Regions from separate parts of the Homo sapiens genome. Here region 2 is linked to region 1. A link is a loop called in an ENCODE intact Hi-C map of the cell type or tissue named here. Cell type or tissue: body of pancreas. All regions are shown on one strand. Each heading gives the region's core, and the rest is flanking DNA. Links, peaks and the distances in the headings are about the cores only.

Evidence for each region. A loop is a pair of places that touch in the nucleus more often than their neighbours do. Peaks named below come from ENCODE experiments on the same cell type or tissue, not always from the same donor. Only the 100,000 strongest peaks of a DNase experiment are listed, where the experiment ranks them.
Region 2: it touches region 1 in a loop (2.2-fold over the local background); 62 of 110 quality-filtered maps call a loop at or near these places.

The regions. Positions count from the first base shown.
Region 1 is chr14:51,640,339-51,648,679 of GRCh38, forward strand. It overlaps a transcript of FRMD6 not described here. Among named protein-coding and RNA genes, the nearest start is that of FRMD6-AS1, 7.2 kb to the right of the region's middle. In body of pancreas, for the core only: no CTCF peak of the experiment used is centred there; no DNase peak of the experiment used is centred there.
Region 2 is chr14:51,289,990-51,298,330 of GRCh38, forward strand. LOC124903315 (a long non-coding RNA gene) reads left to right here. Exons shown (of 2, transcript XR_007064164.1): 2 at 3,163-6,513. Among named protein-coding and RNA genes, the nearest start is that of LINC00519, 34 kb to the right of the region's middle. In body of pancreas, for the core only: no CTCF peak of the experiment used is centred there; a DNase peak (open chromatin) is centred at 3,512; H3K27ac peaks cover 1,373 bases.

The DNA.
Region 1 (8,341 bases), core at 308-8,307:
CATTTAAAACTTGTTTTAGTATAAGCATCAACAGGGCAACTACCTGTATGTCATGAATGGGTATCAAAATCATTTGGATCTTTTTGCTGATATTTTAATTGGAGATTCCTGGCCCTGTCACCAGTTCTTAAATGGTACTGATACATTGCCAAGTTTGGAAACCACTGTCTAAAAGCAATCAGCTAATAAGTCTAAGTGGAAATCAGGCAATATTTGAAAAAGGTGCTTAATGATCCCGTTTACAACTATTCTTCTTGGGTTTTGTCTTCATGAGAATTTGAGTATATTTGAATTCATAATTATATATTCTTTATTGTAAATGCTAGTGATATGATGAACAATAAAAGTATAAAAATAAGAAAATGGCTTTAATCCATATGAATCTGATTGGTTTGATTTATACAAACAATTCTTGATAGCCCTAATAATCATTTCAATGTTTACTTCTACATATTTGGCAGTAGCTATTTGTTTAAAACACACATAGTTTCATCTATTAAATATATTTCTACTAAACCACTTAAAAATAAAATTTAGCAAATTATTTAAGTAATGATAATTTTCCATGGTAAGAGCTAATATCCACTAACTTCTGGTTAAATTTTGGAGTTTATACTTTATTAACATAACTTTCCTTTTTTTTTTCTTTTTTGACAGAGTCTTGCTCTGTCACCCAGGCTGGAGTACAGTGGCACGATCTCAGCTCACTGCAACCTCCACCTCCCAGGTTCAAGCAATTCTCACGCCTCAGCCTCCCAAGTAGCTGGGATTATAGGCGATGCCACCACACCCTGCTAATTTTTTGTATTTATTTATTTATTTAGTAGAGAGGGGGTTTCCCTATGTTGGCCAGGCTGGTCTTGAACTCCTGTCCTCAAGTGATCCATTCGCCTTAGCCTCCCAAAGTGCTGGGATTACAGGTGTGAGCCACCATGCCCTGCCTATTCTCCTCCTTTAAGACTTAATTTTTGTTCAATAAATTGATTCTTCATTGCTATTAAGTGAAAAGCTTAGGTTTCCAACTTTTTTCTTTTGGGTCTTCACTATTGTTTAATTGGGATTAAGATAAATCTTATCCTACCTCTGTTGAGAAAGAGTCTCCTATTTACCTTTCCCCTCAAAATCTCTACATACTAAAAAAGAAGGTGATCTAGGACGAGATAAAATGTGTACTGAACGTCTTGGGGCTGTGGGAAGATCCAAATAAAGTTAGGGGAACGGTGGAGGCAGAAACTGAGTCCAAATATCTCACTCTTTAGGTCCCAAAGACATGATCCTTCACCTCCAGCAACTTTTCAATAGACACTTGGCAGGCTCAGCCAGCATCCCCCAGATACTAACTGCCCTGACTCACAGGGCACCTCAATGTTCCAGTCAAGTTCACCCTTTCGATCAGTGGCTTTCAAGTCGGGGCAGCAATTCTTTGTTGTGAGGTTCTGTCCCCTGTGTTGTAGGACGTTGAGCAGCATCCCTAGCCTCTGCTTGCTGGAAGCCTACAGTAGCACTGTCCCTCCTCCCCGCTTTCCCCATAAAGCTGTGACACCAAAAATACCTCCAGACATTGCCAAATGTTCTCGTAGGGGCAAAATCACCCCCTATCCAAGGACCACTAGAAGTGACAAAATATGGCTTTGAAGGTTCCCTTGTCTCACGATTATCTCCCACCTTACAGATGCCAAAATTTATTAATAAGGCCACGTACCTTTTGTTTCACAATCATAGACTTAAAGGCTTAAACTGTAGGTACTAGTTTGAGGTGATTTTGGTGGGATTTCAGTGAAAGTACAACTAGTCAGTCATTAATGGCAAAGGGTTGGTTTTCAGAACCTTTCTGAGTCTGCTCAGAAGGGAACATAGTGAGAGAGAGAGAGGGTTTTCAACATCTGAAGTGGGCTACTTTTTAGAAAAAGGAGGCCAGAGGCCGGGCATGGTGGCTCACGCTTGTAATCCCAGCACTTTGGGAGGCCAAGGTGGGGGCATCACCTGAGGTCAGGAGTTTGAGACCAGCCTGGCCAACATTGTGAAACCCTGTCTCTACTAATAATAGAAAAATTAGTCAGGTGTGGCAGAGCACACCTGTAATGCCAGCTACTTGGGAGACTGAGGCAGAATTGCTTGAACCCGGAGGTGGAGGTTGCAGTGAGCCGAGATCACGCCATTGCCCTCCATCCTGGGCGACAAGAGAGAAACTCCATCTCCTAAGTAAATAAATAAATAAATAATACAAAGGAGGCTAGAGACTAAGAACAAACTTCCAAAGCTTGATTACTTTACCTGGAATTATTTGTCCCTCTGTCAAACATGTTCCTGGTGCCTCATCAGGTGTGGTGCTAGATGTAGTATGAAATATACAGTCACTTCAGCATTTCTGTAGGAGGAAGATGGCCTAGGGCATGGTGAGATGTTAAATATTTTAGAGGAATAATTTGAATGTAAAGCTCCAGGACTAGAGATTAGGTTTTGTTTACCTGTGTCCCTAAGACCTAGTATACAATACTTAATAAGTATCTGCTAAATGAATCAACAAATCAATGATGGAGAAAGCCCTAAAAGAGCCAGGGGAGCAGGGGATACAGAGCTTTGGTAGGAGGAGATTAACTGAGAAGAGTCAGGAGAGAATGGCCTAGGAGAAAGATACGGAAAAATCTGTAGGTGGAAAGGACTGAAGCTCTAGGGAGAAAATGCCTGACCAAGTCTGTACCAGAAGCAAGGCAGTTTAGGGACAAAGGGCATGAGCTTAGAGTCAGATTTCCTAGGTTCAGATCCAAGCATCACTACTTATTTTCTTTAAGAACTTGGGCATCTGTAAACCAGGGATAATATCTTCTTCAAAGGGCTGTTGTGAAGATTCAACAAGGTAATACATATAAACGTCACAGATCAGTGACCAGCAAGAGTAAGGCTCGGTTGACCATTGAGAGTGGCAGGATTTCAGAGTGGGATGAGGAACCTGTGGAGAGTCATAAACATGTGAACAGTCACTGTGTGATGAAAAGGAAAGACAGCCAGGCAGGGATGAATAAAAAGTTGACCCAACAGCTATGAGTGTTTCACTGACCAAACTGTTGTCTTGGTGATGTGACTAATCAACTCATTTATTCAATTTTCTTTAGGCTTCTTCAATGTCTTTAAAGCAAAATGTAAGAAAACGGATGATTGAGTTGACCTGAATTTTGGGATTGTTAAGAAAGCTGGATTAGAAGGTCAAAGGGATTGGGACACGAGACCACTCAGCGATTAAACTGAAAAGGAAAGAAGTCAAGCCAAAAAACGGCTAATAAACTGAAAGAACAGGGAGGGGTTTGGGGACTGAAAGTCTAGGGGGAGATGGTGACAGTGGCAGATGTGGTGGACAGAGTAGTTTCCAGTCCAAAGGTTCAGAGATGGAGCAGCTCCAGGAAACACAAGGTGCAGTTAAACCTTGGATGGAGGTGGCGGAGGCTGAGCAAATGGAGGCAAGGCCACACATTTTTCCTTGTTCAACTCAAACTATTCTGTTCCCAAGCGTATCTCATCAAAATGTTTTGTGAGCAAAGAATTCAACAATAACCACTCTAGTAAAATCCTGCTAATAAACTTCTTAATATCTTGAAAAGCTGGAGGATGTATAGTTAAGTATAGTTTCACTTTAGTTGAATGATTTCTTATTAAGAAATTAATAATTACAGTTTTAGTTATTCAATCAACATCACAGAACATCAAAAATAGGTAATCCTTCCCAAATTTGAATTAGATCCACTGATATCAATGCAGGGGGAAGGCTAAAAATAGAAATAAAATATACAATAAGGAACATCAATAGAATATTAATTATACCATACATTGACACTTGAAAAAAATAAACATTACGTGAACTGAGTGATATAAGGTGTCCCATTCAAATCAACCAAGGCTTCTTAAGGGATAGATCATTTTTCATCAATACCTGAGATATCCGGCCCAGAAGCTTCTCAAAAAATGTTAATCCTTTTCTGTTCTCATCTCAGTGCATCTCAGATTTCTCTGCCTCACCCTTCACACACACACACACACACACACACACACACACACTCACTCACTCTCTCTCTCTCTCTCTCCCTCCCTGATCTCTACGTGTAATTTATGGGATTCATTCATTCAACAAATATGTGTCAGATACTGTTCTAGATGAATGGGGCCATAGCAGTTAGAGAGATTTTAGATCTGTGCTCACGTGAAGCTTAAATTCTAAAAGGAGAGACAGTTAACATATTCATAAATCAGATAGTAAAATGTGCTATAAAAATAAGTGATGTGTTAATATTTCACAATGATTTGTATATTAAGTCTGTATTGTACATAAAACTATCATATATTAATGTGTCTCCTCATTATCCTTTAAATTGGGGTATAAGTGTGACAAAATGATCCAATATGGACTATTTGCAGAACAGAAAATCACTAAAAATGCTGATTCTGTTTTTCTGCTCAAGAAATCACATGGAATGTATGGCTTAATTATATAGGAATAACAAATATATAAAAATGTTTTTACAAGAGAGCGTATTTCCTCGCCCCCAGTCTTCCTCTTGAAGCTAAATCTAGTTAAGAGTGCTATTGGCCAGTACTTTCTTTTCTCCATACATGTCAAAAGTAAACATCTGAATCTGGGGTCCTTTGAGACCAATCTTCCAATCCATAATTTCTAATTCAATCTCCATGATCTAATTAGCAGTGTTCTTTCCTTGAAGAACTGAAGTATAAGAAGTCTGTTTAGGCTAATAGAATAATTTATTAGGCTACCTTTGAAAATGAAAAATCTAACCACTACCTTGCCTGTAGAAAACTTTCTTAATATTTTCTGGCATTTGGTTTCATAGCCAAGCCAAATCAAAATGAATGCAGATTTTGTTTCTAACCTAGAATCAGGTGAGAGGAGAAACAGCGATCTTATGTCGGGTGTTTCAAGGTACTGTCTTCCTTTCATCCAACCAGTTAGTATAGCTAGCACATCAGCATCTTGTTTTATAACCAAATCCCAACCACCATGGACAGGTAGGGTGTCCCTTGGAGGCTGCACCAAGTCCTTTAGCCTCAGTGAACTTCCCATGAAATTCCAGAGCTAGGAGAGCCTTTTTTTCTTCTTCTTCTTGAGACAGTGTCTTACTCTGTCACTCAGATTGAGTGCAGTGGCATGATCACAGCTCACTCCAGCCTTGACCTCCCGGGCTCAAGTGAACCTCCACCTCAAGTGAACCTCCTGAGGAGTAGCTGGGACCATAGCTGCAAGCCACTCCGCCCAGCTAATTTTTTATTTTTTTATTTTTTATTTTTATAGAGATAGGGTTTCACTATGTTATCCAGGCTGGTCTCGAACTCCTGGGCTCAAGCGATCCACCTGCCTTGGCCTCCCAAAGTGCTGAGATTACAGGCAGGAGCCACCACATTTGGCTTAGGATATCTTATTTGTACTTTTACTCATGATTCTTTCTTAAGCAATCAAAAACAAGTTCAAAGGCACATTTGTTATGCTTATAACCTACCCAGGGTAACTAAATTAAAACAGAATGGACAGGTTTCATAAATGCTCTTTGCCAGTGGAACTTTTGTTGGTATTCTCAAGAAAGCCAGCATTGGCCAGGCTGTACATGCGTATTCTGAAAGACAGATGTTCACCCCTCCCACTGTTCCAGTTCAGTATGTCTTAGGCACACATTGATATCACAAAACACTGAAGAGAGGCCGGGTGCGGTGGCTCAAGCCTGTAATCCCAGCACTTTGGGAGGCCCAGGCAGGTGGATCATGAGGTCAGGAGATCGACACAATCCTGGCTAACACAGCGAAACCCCGTCTCTACTAAAAATACAGAAAATTTGCTGGGGGTGGTGGCACGCGCCTGTAGTCTCGGCTACTCGGGAGGCTGAGGCAGGAGAAACGCTTGAACCCAGGAGGCAGAGGTTGCAATGAGCCGAGATCGCGCCACTGCACTCCAGCCTGGGCGACACAGCGAGACTCCATATCCAAAAAAAAAAAAAAAAAAAAAAAACCCACTGAAGAGAACCTCAGTGGCCCAAGACCTCCATAATGTTATCACTAGTGTTTCAAAGGAATCCTCTGAGAATATTATCTCAGATAATCAGAGCGTGCCTGAGACATAAGTCAAAGAGTAACCAGTCTGTCACCAGATAGATTGCTGCTTCCTTTCTTCTTGCGTATCCTAATGGGAGTGGAGGGAATTGCCTCCCAACTCTGGGGTAAGCTTTTTTTTCCCCCAGGTTTTCAGTGAGTGATCAAAGAATCAGAGCTGCAAAACTACTCTGGAACCTTTAAGACCCATTGTATATCACACAAACAGAATACATGAGTTAAGTTTCATACTGTAGGGAATCCACCCTTTGTCCTGCCCTTCTGCTTGACATTTTTCTGTACTAGAGCTCTTCTATCTTCAGTCTTCTGTATAAGGTAAAGTCTCATGCATAAGGCAGCAATCCCATGTTTATACATAATTCCTCAACTATATTTTAGTTAGTAGCAGTATCCCTTAACCTAGCACTGCCTTGCCGCTATGCCTTTCAACTCCAAGACGCCAGTGTAATTCTCTACGATGGGCCCTCTCTCTACATTGTGCAACACCTTCCCAAGAGCAAGGGGCAGGGTCTGGCCCTTCCAGCCTTATCAAACCTTTCTTATTACATCTGGAGTATTCTAGTATTCAAGCCCTCAAGGAATGGGAATTGTGATGTTTGTGGTGAAATTAAAGCCATAATAGAATGGAAACAAAGTAGTTCTTTAAATACATCCCCTGTAAACCATATTAAAATGAAACTTTGACCCTGGATAATCAAGTTATTCTACTTTTACATATTTTTTTTTCAAAATTTGATGATCAGGAGAATAGAATTTAATGAATTTAATTTTTTCAACTCTGTATTTCTATAAATTGGGTAAAAGTAAATCTTCTTGAGTTAGATTGCTACATAAGCCCCGTGCTATGCTGCCTCTGAAAAATAATTATGCGTATTCCTGGTTAGGGGCTCCCGGTGTATGGTAATTAGACAGCTGGGTTAAATGAATGATAATCAATTTTCCTGACTTTTCTTAAGCATTAAAGTCTCTTTGGGTACTTTATTTTACTAGCTGAGAATAATAAAAAGAGCATTTTAAATGTTAGGCAGTGAAAATCAGGACCATAACACTAAACTATTTAAGTTTCCATGTGAGATTATTTTCTTTCATTAGCTACAGGGACATCTAAAACCTTAAAGTAGGACTTAATTAAATTTATTTTGTTTGTTTAAAGTACTTTTTGTTTTGCTTTTAAAATGAATCTCAGTAATTACCAAAAAGAAAAATGAACTTAATTTCTTTATTATGACCTTCAGCCAGAATGATGAACGGTATTTAATTCTGGAAAAGTATTCTTTAAAAGCCAGTATGTTAAATCACTGACTTCTCTCTTAGACTAGAACTTACATATCAGCATTAAAACATACTCTGAATGCTGGATAGCCCTGATTTATTATTATTATTAATTAATTAATTTATTGAGATGGAGTTTTGCTCTTGTTGCCTAGGCTGGAGTGCAATGGCGCGATCTTAGTTCACTGCAACCTCCGCCTCCCAGGTTCAAGCGATTTTCCTGCCTCAGCCTCCTGAGTAGCTGGGATTACCGGCATGTGCCACCATGCCTGGCTAACTTTGTATTTTTAGTAGAGATGGGGTTTCTCCATGTTGGTCAGGCTGGTCTCGAACTCCTGACCTCAGGTGATTTGCCCACCTCCGTCTCCCAAAGTGCTGGGATTACAGGCATGAGCCACCGCGCCCAGCCAATAAGCCTGAATTATACAAAAGATAAAAATAATTTTTTTTCTTCTAATATGCTAATCTTAATTGTCAACATACTATCCTGGTGTCTAGAAAATACCTGTAAAGGAATGTGAATTACAGCAGTTCTTATCTCATTTTCTATATTACTGTGTTCTTTACACCAAAATGTACAAATACCACCTACCAAAGTTTACACCTCTCAAAATAAGGCTATGGCCATCATGCTTTAAAAGCATGGCTCTGTGTGCTTGTTCACTCTGTGTCCTCTGCCATATGCCTACACTTAAAATAACCTGGGGATATTTAAAACATTCCAAAGCCCAAGCCATACCACAGACCAATTAAATTATATGCCTGAGACACAGGCATCAATAGTTTTTGAAAGTTTCTAGGTAATTCCAACGTGCTTGCAAGTTTGAGAGCACTGTCTCAACCAACTTGTTCTCAGGCAAACTTCTGTTTATCCTTCCCTTCTCAGTTCACAGGGGATGTTTGATGCTCTCCCTCCCTAGGCCTTCTCACTATTCTTCCTGCGTATCTCTACCATAGCATGAAC
Region 2 (8,341 bases), core at 221-8,220, 350 kb before region 1:
CATCCTTACAAGATACAAAATAAGATGGCAAAGGGAGGGCAGAGAATGGATTTGGAGGGGCAAAGGGAAAATAATCAACAGAGGTAGGTAGGTATTTCTGTTTAACAGATGAGAAAACTGGGAAACTCAGAAGGATCCTACAGTTAGTCAATGGCAAACCCAGCATTCCAACGCAACTCTTCTGACTCCAAATCTCATCTCTTATTTCCCTCCAAGAGGGTTTTTTGCTCCATAAAATTTTGAAGGCCCTGAGGGCAAAGAAATATAGGGCCTGGAAAAAAGGTAATGTTAGTGATGAGGATAATGATAATGATGATGATGGTGCTGATGGAGGTAATGATGATGATAGTGATGATGAAGATGGTGATGATGGCAGTGATTATGATGGTGATTGTGATGGTGGTACTTTAAAGCAATGATCCCCAACCTTTTTGGTACTAGGGACCAGTTTTGTGGAAAACAGTTTTTCCATGAACCAGAGTTGGGGATGGTTTTGGGGTGATTCAAGTGCATTACATTTATTGTGTACTTTATTTCTATTATTATTGCGTTGTAATATATATGATCAAATAATTATACACCTCACCATAATGTAGAATCAGTGGGAGCTCTGAGCTTGTTTCCTACCACTAGATGGTCCCATCTGGGAATGATGGGAGATAGTGACACCCAAAGTGTGTTGGTTATGTCCAGTCTACTCCATAATCTCGTTTGGGTTGCTGTCACTGCAGAAAACCCTGCTTCACAATGATAGAAAGTTGGAAATGGAAGGAGGATTTTCAGTGCTTTTATGGCAATCTCAGGACATTCCAACTTGACTTTAATCCAAAAGATACGGAGATTTGAAGTTGTCTCAAATGTGCTTTTAAGGCCACCAGATGCAGTTGTACAATTGAAGGACATCAACTCACTTGTTGCTATAAAGTCTGCCACCAGATGTAGCTTGTCACTTGCCACTCACTGATTTGATAGGAGTCTGCAAGTAATTGATTTATTATGGTCTCTGTGCAGTCAAACCTCCCTGCCAATGTTAATCTGTATTTGCAGCCACTACACAGCACTAGCATCACCACCTTAGGTTATCAGGCATTTGATTCTTCTAAGGAGCATGCAACCTGGATTCCTCACATGCGCAGTTGACAATAGGGTTCATGCTTCTGTGAGAATCTAATGTTGCAGCTGATCTGACAGGAGGCGGAGCTCAGGTGGTAATATGAGCAATGGAGAGTGGCTGTAAATACAGATGAAGCTTTGCTGGCTTGCCCCTCATTTCCTGCTGTGCGGCCTGGTTTCCAACAGACCATGGACCAGCGCTGGTCCATGGCCTGGGAGTTGGGGACCCCTGCTTTAAAGAACACCCAGATCCAGGGAAAGCTGAAGGTAACAGAAAATAAAACCCCCCCTTTCCACAGTGCTTTCACCTGTTTTTTTCTCATTTCATCCTTACTACAATCCTGTGTGATGTGTATTATGATCATTCCCATTTTAGAGAACTTGAATCCAAAGCAATTTTTCAACAATGAGCAAGAGAAGCAGGTGATAAACATTTATTCTGCTTTTTATATTCCTAGTGTTTGTAAAAATCAGTTCCAAGTCTTTTAATGGCACGTTAGGCTTTCAATAAATTTGGTAAAAATCACCAATTTTTCATGCTTAAAAGCAAATTTTGTTCATGCCAAGTTACTGCTAAACTGTTGAGAAGGAATGAATTGAAGTATATTAACTTAGAGGGATTTCAGTTTTATTGTCACTATTATCTTTAGATGGGGAGATGAAGATGCAGATAAAGGCATATTAGTAGGTCCCATTTTGATTAAATATATGTTAAACATTCCTTCTTAAGCTATGGTGACCAGCCGGTAGGGAGAGAGAAAGAAGTCAGGGGGTTTCTTCCCCCATCTCTGCCCCCTTCCCTCCTTGCTTGGCTGGGGTTTAAGCAGATGGCCACAGATCCTGCTGGGCAGCCCCTCTCCCACAGCCATGTCCCTAATGGCCCTGACAAGGTTCCCATAACATCATCCCTTCTTCTTGCCCCTTAGACTTAGGGGCAATAATTGCTTCCTGCTGTTCCTGGTTGCTGATTGTTTTACCATTCCCTTTACCCTGCCCATTACTAAGCTGATATTGCTCAGCTCCTCACCACCCTTTTTTATGCCCTGCTTTTTGGTACTGGGCTGTGATGTTCCAAAAGACATCCCTCTTTGTCAGCAGCTCTCTGTCGGTTCTGCCAATATAGGGTGCTGTGGGGAGCCTGCAAGACTGGAGGGAGGAGCAGGGACCCATTCCTCCTTTTGCTTGTGCTTCCCCTTAGACTATCCTCAGCAGCCATCCTTCCTACAGCAGCCTTGGGATGCAGCCTCCCGTGTTTTTCTGGCACTCTCAGGGCCGTCCTTGTGCTTGCTCTCAAGGACCTGTAATAACCGGGCAGCCCCTCTTCAGAGGCCTCAGACCCACATCTGCTGCCCTGCTCCGAGCTTCTGGGTGACAACACTAAGCTCTTCCCTTTGTTTCCTGGCCCGAGTGGTGCTAGCCTGTCCTTCACAGTTGCTTTTCTGTGTTACTTTTATGATTCCTTTCACATATTCAGATCTCCAACCCCTTTCTTTTTTTCTTTTTATTGTGAAAAACACATAAATGTTACCATCCTAACCTTTTTAAGTGCACAGTTCAGTGGTGTTAAGTAGCTTCACATTGTTTTGCATCTAATCTCCAGAACTTTTTCATCTTACAAAACCGAACCTCTCTGCCCTTGAAACAGATCCCCATTGCCCGTCCCCCAGCCCCTGATGACCACCATTCTACTCTCTGTCTCTACGAATTGACTACTTTAGATACTTCATATAAAGATCTCCAATCCTTTCTTTATATTTAATTCACCTTATTAAAATAATCAGCACAGTTTTTGTTTTCCTGATTGGACTCTGACTGATCCATCTCTGTAAATAGTCCCTTCTTTAAACAATTTTCAATTAAACTCTTTGAATGGCCATCTGATCCATGCTGGGACCGCAGCTGATACACTATGGAATTACTGGGGAGGTCAGATGAAGATTAGGTTAAAATAATAATAACAGTAAAAACTCTTTTAACTAAAAAGCACTATATATTATAATTCATAGTAGTAATAATTTAAGTGAGGCCACATCTGAGCTTCCCCTGCAGGGCCTTGAAACACTGACATCCAGAGAAGAAGAATAATAAACAAGAAAGTGGCTGCAATGCCAGAGTTTCAACAGATCCTTTGTGGCTCTAGAACTGGAACTCTGTCTCCTTTTCTAAGACAGGATGTGGGGAATCTTATAAAAAGCTTCATATTTGTATTCACAAGTTAATGTGGGAAAGAAACCAGGATTTCTGTGTCCTTAAGTGATACGGAGACTCTGGCTCCAGCAAGACAAGGCTCCGATCCCAGATGTCAGTCCCCAGCGATTCAGGGACACTTCAACATCCTGACTTCAAATGAAAAATCAGGTTGCTTTTCGAGAGTTGTAAAAGACTGGAAACTCCCTGACCACTCGCCAACTCACAGATGCCAGAAACTCTGCAGCCATAGCCCTGGCCAGAGATTTTTCTGGCAGAGTGGGGTCCCCTGACCTCTTTAAGAGGAGCACTGCTTTCTGAGGGCTCAGAAGGCAATCTGAGGCTCCAGCATCTTGGCCAGGGGCTGTGAAGAGACAAGTGGAGCACAGGGTGGGGTATGCAGGGAGCAGGAGGTATCATGGGCGGGCCCCTCAGGGAGGGCCGTGGATTATTCAAAAGTGCCCTGGCCTGCTGTGCATTCTGGAGGATATTCACCATCAACCCTGCCAGGAAAGAAGGCCTCACAAAACACCAGGTCTGAAGGAAGGATCAAGGAATTTCTTTGACAGATGTTAATCAAGAAAACCTGAACACCAAGGGAGGCTATTGCTTCCTCCTGAAACTATTTGACTGGCTTGGTCTCTTTGTACTTGGGTGGGACTAACCATGAGAAAAAGCTCATCTGTGTGAGTTTCGTGGCTCAATGTTATGGGGTACAGACGTGAGCTACTCCTCTAATGTCCAGGAGCTGTATCAATCCCAAGAAATGACTTGCAATATCCTGCATGTGTGTGTGTGTTTTCAGGGAGGGATCTGGAACAATTTTCTGGGGCCTGTAAATGTAAGCTGATTCACAAGATGAAGTGCCCCCTCCCTGCCTCTTCCCCCATCCCGGAATTGAGAACGGCTCTAGATTATGAGGCAGAGGAGGCTGGAGCAATGACTTTCCTCCCGGAATACCCGACAGTACCCTGCCTGGCAAGCCTTGTGTACTGTCTTTATAGGAGTACTTACTAAACTGAACATATAGAAGCAGCCTTCAACTTTTAGGAATCCACATACATTCCTCCCATCCAGAAGGTTAGCTTGTGATGAGAGATTCTTTTGGGGATCTCATTAACAGTTTCTTCTGTTTGTGGGATGGCTCTTCCCAAAGGGGTCTTAAAATCAGAGAACAGGCCTGGCGCAGTGGCTCATGCCTATTATCCCAGCACTTTGGGAGGCCAAGGTGGGCGGATCACGAGGTCAGGAGATTGACCATCCTGGCTAATGCAGTGAAACCCCGTCTCTACTAAAAATACAAAAAGATTAGCCAGGCGTGGTGGCGGGTGCCTGTAGTCCCATCTACTCCAGAGGCTGAGGCAGGAGAATGCCATGAACCCGGGAGGCGGAGCTTGCAGTGAGCCGAAATCAGCCACTGCACTCCAGCCTGGGCAACAGAGCGAGACTCCTTCTCAAAAAAACAAAACAAAACAGAACAACAGAGAACAAGATACTCAAGTTTGGGAGGCTAAGTGCTAATATTGGTTTTCCTACCAACTCTTTTTTGTCCCAGTTACATCATCCACAAATTCATAGTCTCTCCCCCTCTCTACTACTCAATAAAGTTATTATGGGGAATTGTGATTAAAAAATGAGAGGAAGGAAATTTGTAAACTCAAAGTTGTAGTATTAGTGTAGCTAGATGAAATAAGAGTTGGTTCCCCTTCCATGTTATTAGCGGAGAAAAAGAGACAGATTGAGGGAGGAAAAAGAGATGTAGCAGGATATTGTCATTAAGATCACAGCAAACTAACATGACATACTGTTGGTGAGTAGGTAAGAAAGATAGCTCTGAGTCCCTCACTTTAAGACACGTAACGGAAAGGAGTCAGAACATTGCAGGAAGTGAAAGGACTATTTGATTCATCATTATCCTATTCTTAGTTGGAATTATTTTCCTCTTCATTTTAGTTATGACCACGGGTCAGCCAGACATTAAGACAAGAGCACAGGGTTACAGTGTGGGAGCCCTATTTAATTGATTCCAGAATGCACATCTGTCACATCCTAACATCTCTGGGGATCAGCTCATGGTGTTGGTCAGGCTCTGTGGAGATACAGTCGTTAATAATATCATGGCAGTTCACACTGTCATCATGTCAATTGAATTGGATGCATTGTTGATGGTATAGGTGTTGAATTTAATTGCGTTTAGAAGATCCTCAAAAAATTATACTATGATTTGACATTAAAATGAAAAATTACCTTGTGTGCAAAAAGGCGTAGAAACAGAGCAGCAGGACTTTAATTTGATATTAGTGAAGCAGATACGCATGGTTGGAGGAATGAACACAATAGTGCATAATTTTTGCAAAGTAACAACCGAACTGCTTTCTGGAGCCTAAGAGAGGAAGAGCCATCCCTTAAGTAGAAGAAACTGTTAATGAGTTTCACAGAAGGATTGACCATCACAAGCCCAGTCGAGTGACAGCAGAAACTGCTGGCACATCTTGGATGAATGAAAGAAACGTCAAAGCAATCAGAGGCTTGCATGACTGGATAACTATAGTTAAAGCAGTGTATCATGTCGTCTAAAGGATGGTGTTGCTCCTGGTGACTCATAAGGTGTGTCTTAGGATCAATGGAAAATGGTACAAATGTAAGCTTATAACATTCAGGGAGTTACTACCATTTTTAAAAGAAAAGGCAGACAGACCTAGTGCCTCTTTTGCTGGTGGGCTTAGTCTTTTGAGAATCAGTACAGAGGTCGGCACATGGCCGATCAGGGACTATGTGCCTGTGGTGCTACTTGCCCTAATGACTCAGAACACACAGGAGATAGGACAGGTCTCAAGAGTGTGGAGGAATAGAGCAAGTGTCCAGGACCTGTCCTCCTTCTAGACATGTGAATGTGAGATGGACAATGGATTTTTTTAAAAAAGAGTACAGTTCTTTATTTAAAGAAAGAATTTGCAGTTTTGGAATGCTTCTTATAAACCAGCAAAAACTAACCCTAGATTTTAAAAAAGCCTAGCAGTTTCAGCACCCTACAACAAATATAAAACGTTTTAAAGTAAATTCAACTAGTAAATATTTAATCATCTCCAAGATTATACCTTTAAATTTATGAAGCATGATTATTTTATGAGTATATTAAATTCTGTATGATGAATTTTTAATGTCCCTAAAATAACAAAATTACTTCAGATTAATAAAAGGACCAGAAACAAATATTGCATATATCTATTTTATTTCTGCCAGATTTCTATTAACAATCAAGACATGAGTAAAGAGAATATTTTCAAGCTTGTGTCCTCATCCATCCCATCCCATCCCCACCTTGAATTTCCTCAGGTGTGGATAAACCTTTCTAGACATTTCAGGTTTTTAATTCTTCAATATGTTTATGATCGTTCTTAATCTGGGCCCCATCGCCAGCGTTCCATGGATAGGCTACAGGGAACCCGTGTACACTTGAAATTATATAAACAGTCCTGAGCACTGTGTGCATTTTGGTGGTGGTAGGGAGAGGTATTCTGGTTGTTATATATTTCCTAAAAGTGCCCATATTTTAAAGAATGAAAGCATCCATTAACCACTGTTGAGCATTTTGGATTTGTTGTGACTTGGTCCTTGGCCCCTCCTAGACGTAAAATGGGAACTTTTAGTGAGTAAGTATTCTGCCTTAACAGGAGGCTGCGTCTAGACCCAGCAACAAGGGAGAGGGAGATTCTTGAGCAACAAGACACCCGGGAAATGGCTTTGTGATTCCGTCTTGGTTTTGGGATTTGGTTGCCAATGTGTCCCTGCTCTTCCTCAAAATAAACAAAGAAAAGCCCCTGCATTCCTGTGCCACCCAGGTTCAATCTGGAACTTTGAACTTTGTTTTTTTTTTTTTTTTTTTTTTTTAAGTGACAGAAACCAGGTCCCAATCATTGAGTTTTCCTCTCCCTCTGACGGGGTCAGAGATCTCCAGACTGTGATATGGATAAGACTGGGGGAGGCTGCAGGGGCAGCTATCCAGGCCATTCGCCACTGGTGGTGACTGTTATACTCTAATTTAAAAATGCAAAAAAAAAGGTCAGGTTGAATGGAGTCTCATTGAGTTCCATGAAATTCCCCTACCTCATGGGCCTGGCATGGCCTAAACTGATGGTCAGCCTCTGAACATCATAGGCTGGGCCGTGACTTAAGAGTCAAGACGTTTCAGAGTAGCAGGTATCAGCGTTGGAGATGTTTGTTAAAAAATCTCCAATCCTTGTTAAAAACAAGCATTTGTTTTTGGTGGAGAGCTTGTTAAAAACACAGGTTCCTCAGATCACCCCCAGAGATTCTGATTCAATAGGTCTAGGGTGGAATCCTGGAATTGGCATCTTTAAACCAGCATCTCCAGGTGATTGTGAGAAAGGGGCTGGAAAAGGTTTCGGTATTCCATGTGTTGAGAGCCTGGATGAAGAGAAGGACATCTGGGCCCTCAAATGTTCTGTCTTTCCTGTGTTAATTCTGTTGGGTCTGAGTCCTCTCCTTATTTTCTGGGAATGGCTTAAGAGGGGAGCCCTGCCCTCCTGAAAGGGCACTGCGTGCGAGATGAAACATTTCAGCTAAAACCATGACCAAGAATTGTCTGTCGGGGCTGTGTTTTTCCAAGCCCCTGACCCCAGCAAGGCTGTGCTTTCATCTGAAGTAGAGAATGTGCAAAGGTAGAAGTTTCTGTGGGCTTCAATCTTAGGGGAGGCAGAGTGGTATGGTGGAAGAGCACTAACCTGGGAGTCCTAAGTCATTCATTCATTCACTCATATACTTGGTTGCTTACCGTGTGCTAAGTACTGTCTTAGGTGCTGGGATTCAAGGGTGAACAAGACATAGTGCATGCCTTCATGGAACCTTCACACTAATCAGAGTGAAAGACTTTCAAAAATGGTTCTAAAGTTTCTACAGGGTTGGGGATTGGGACTTTAGTCTGGTTTTGAGACAGAAAGGGAATGGCAAAGATACTTGACTTAAAGGTGATCTTATATTGCAAAATGACTTGTCTCTTCTCATGTTAACTGTTTATTTG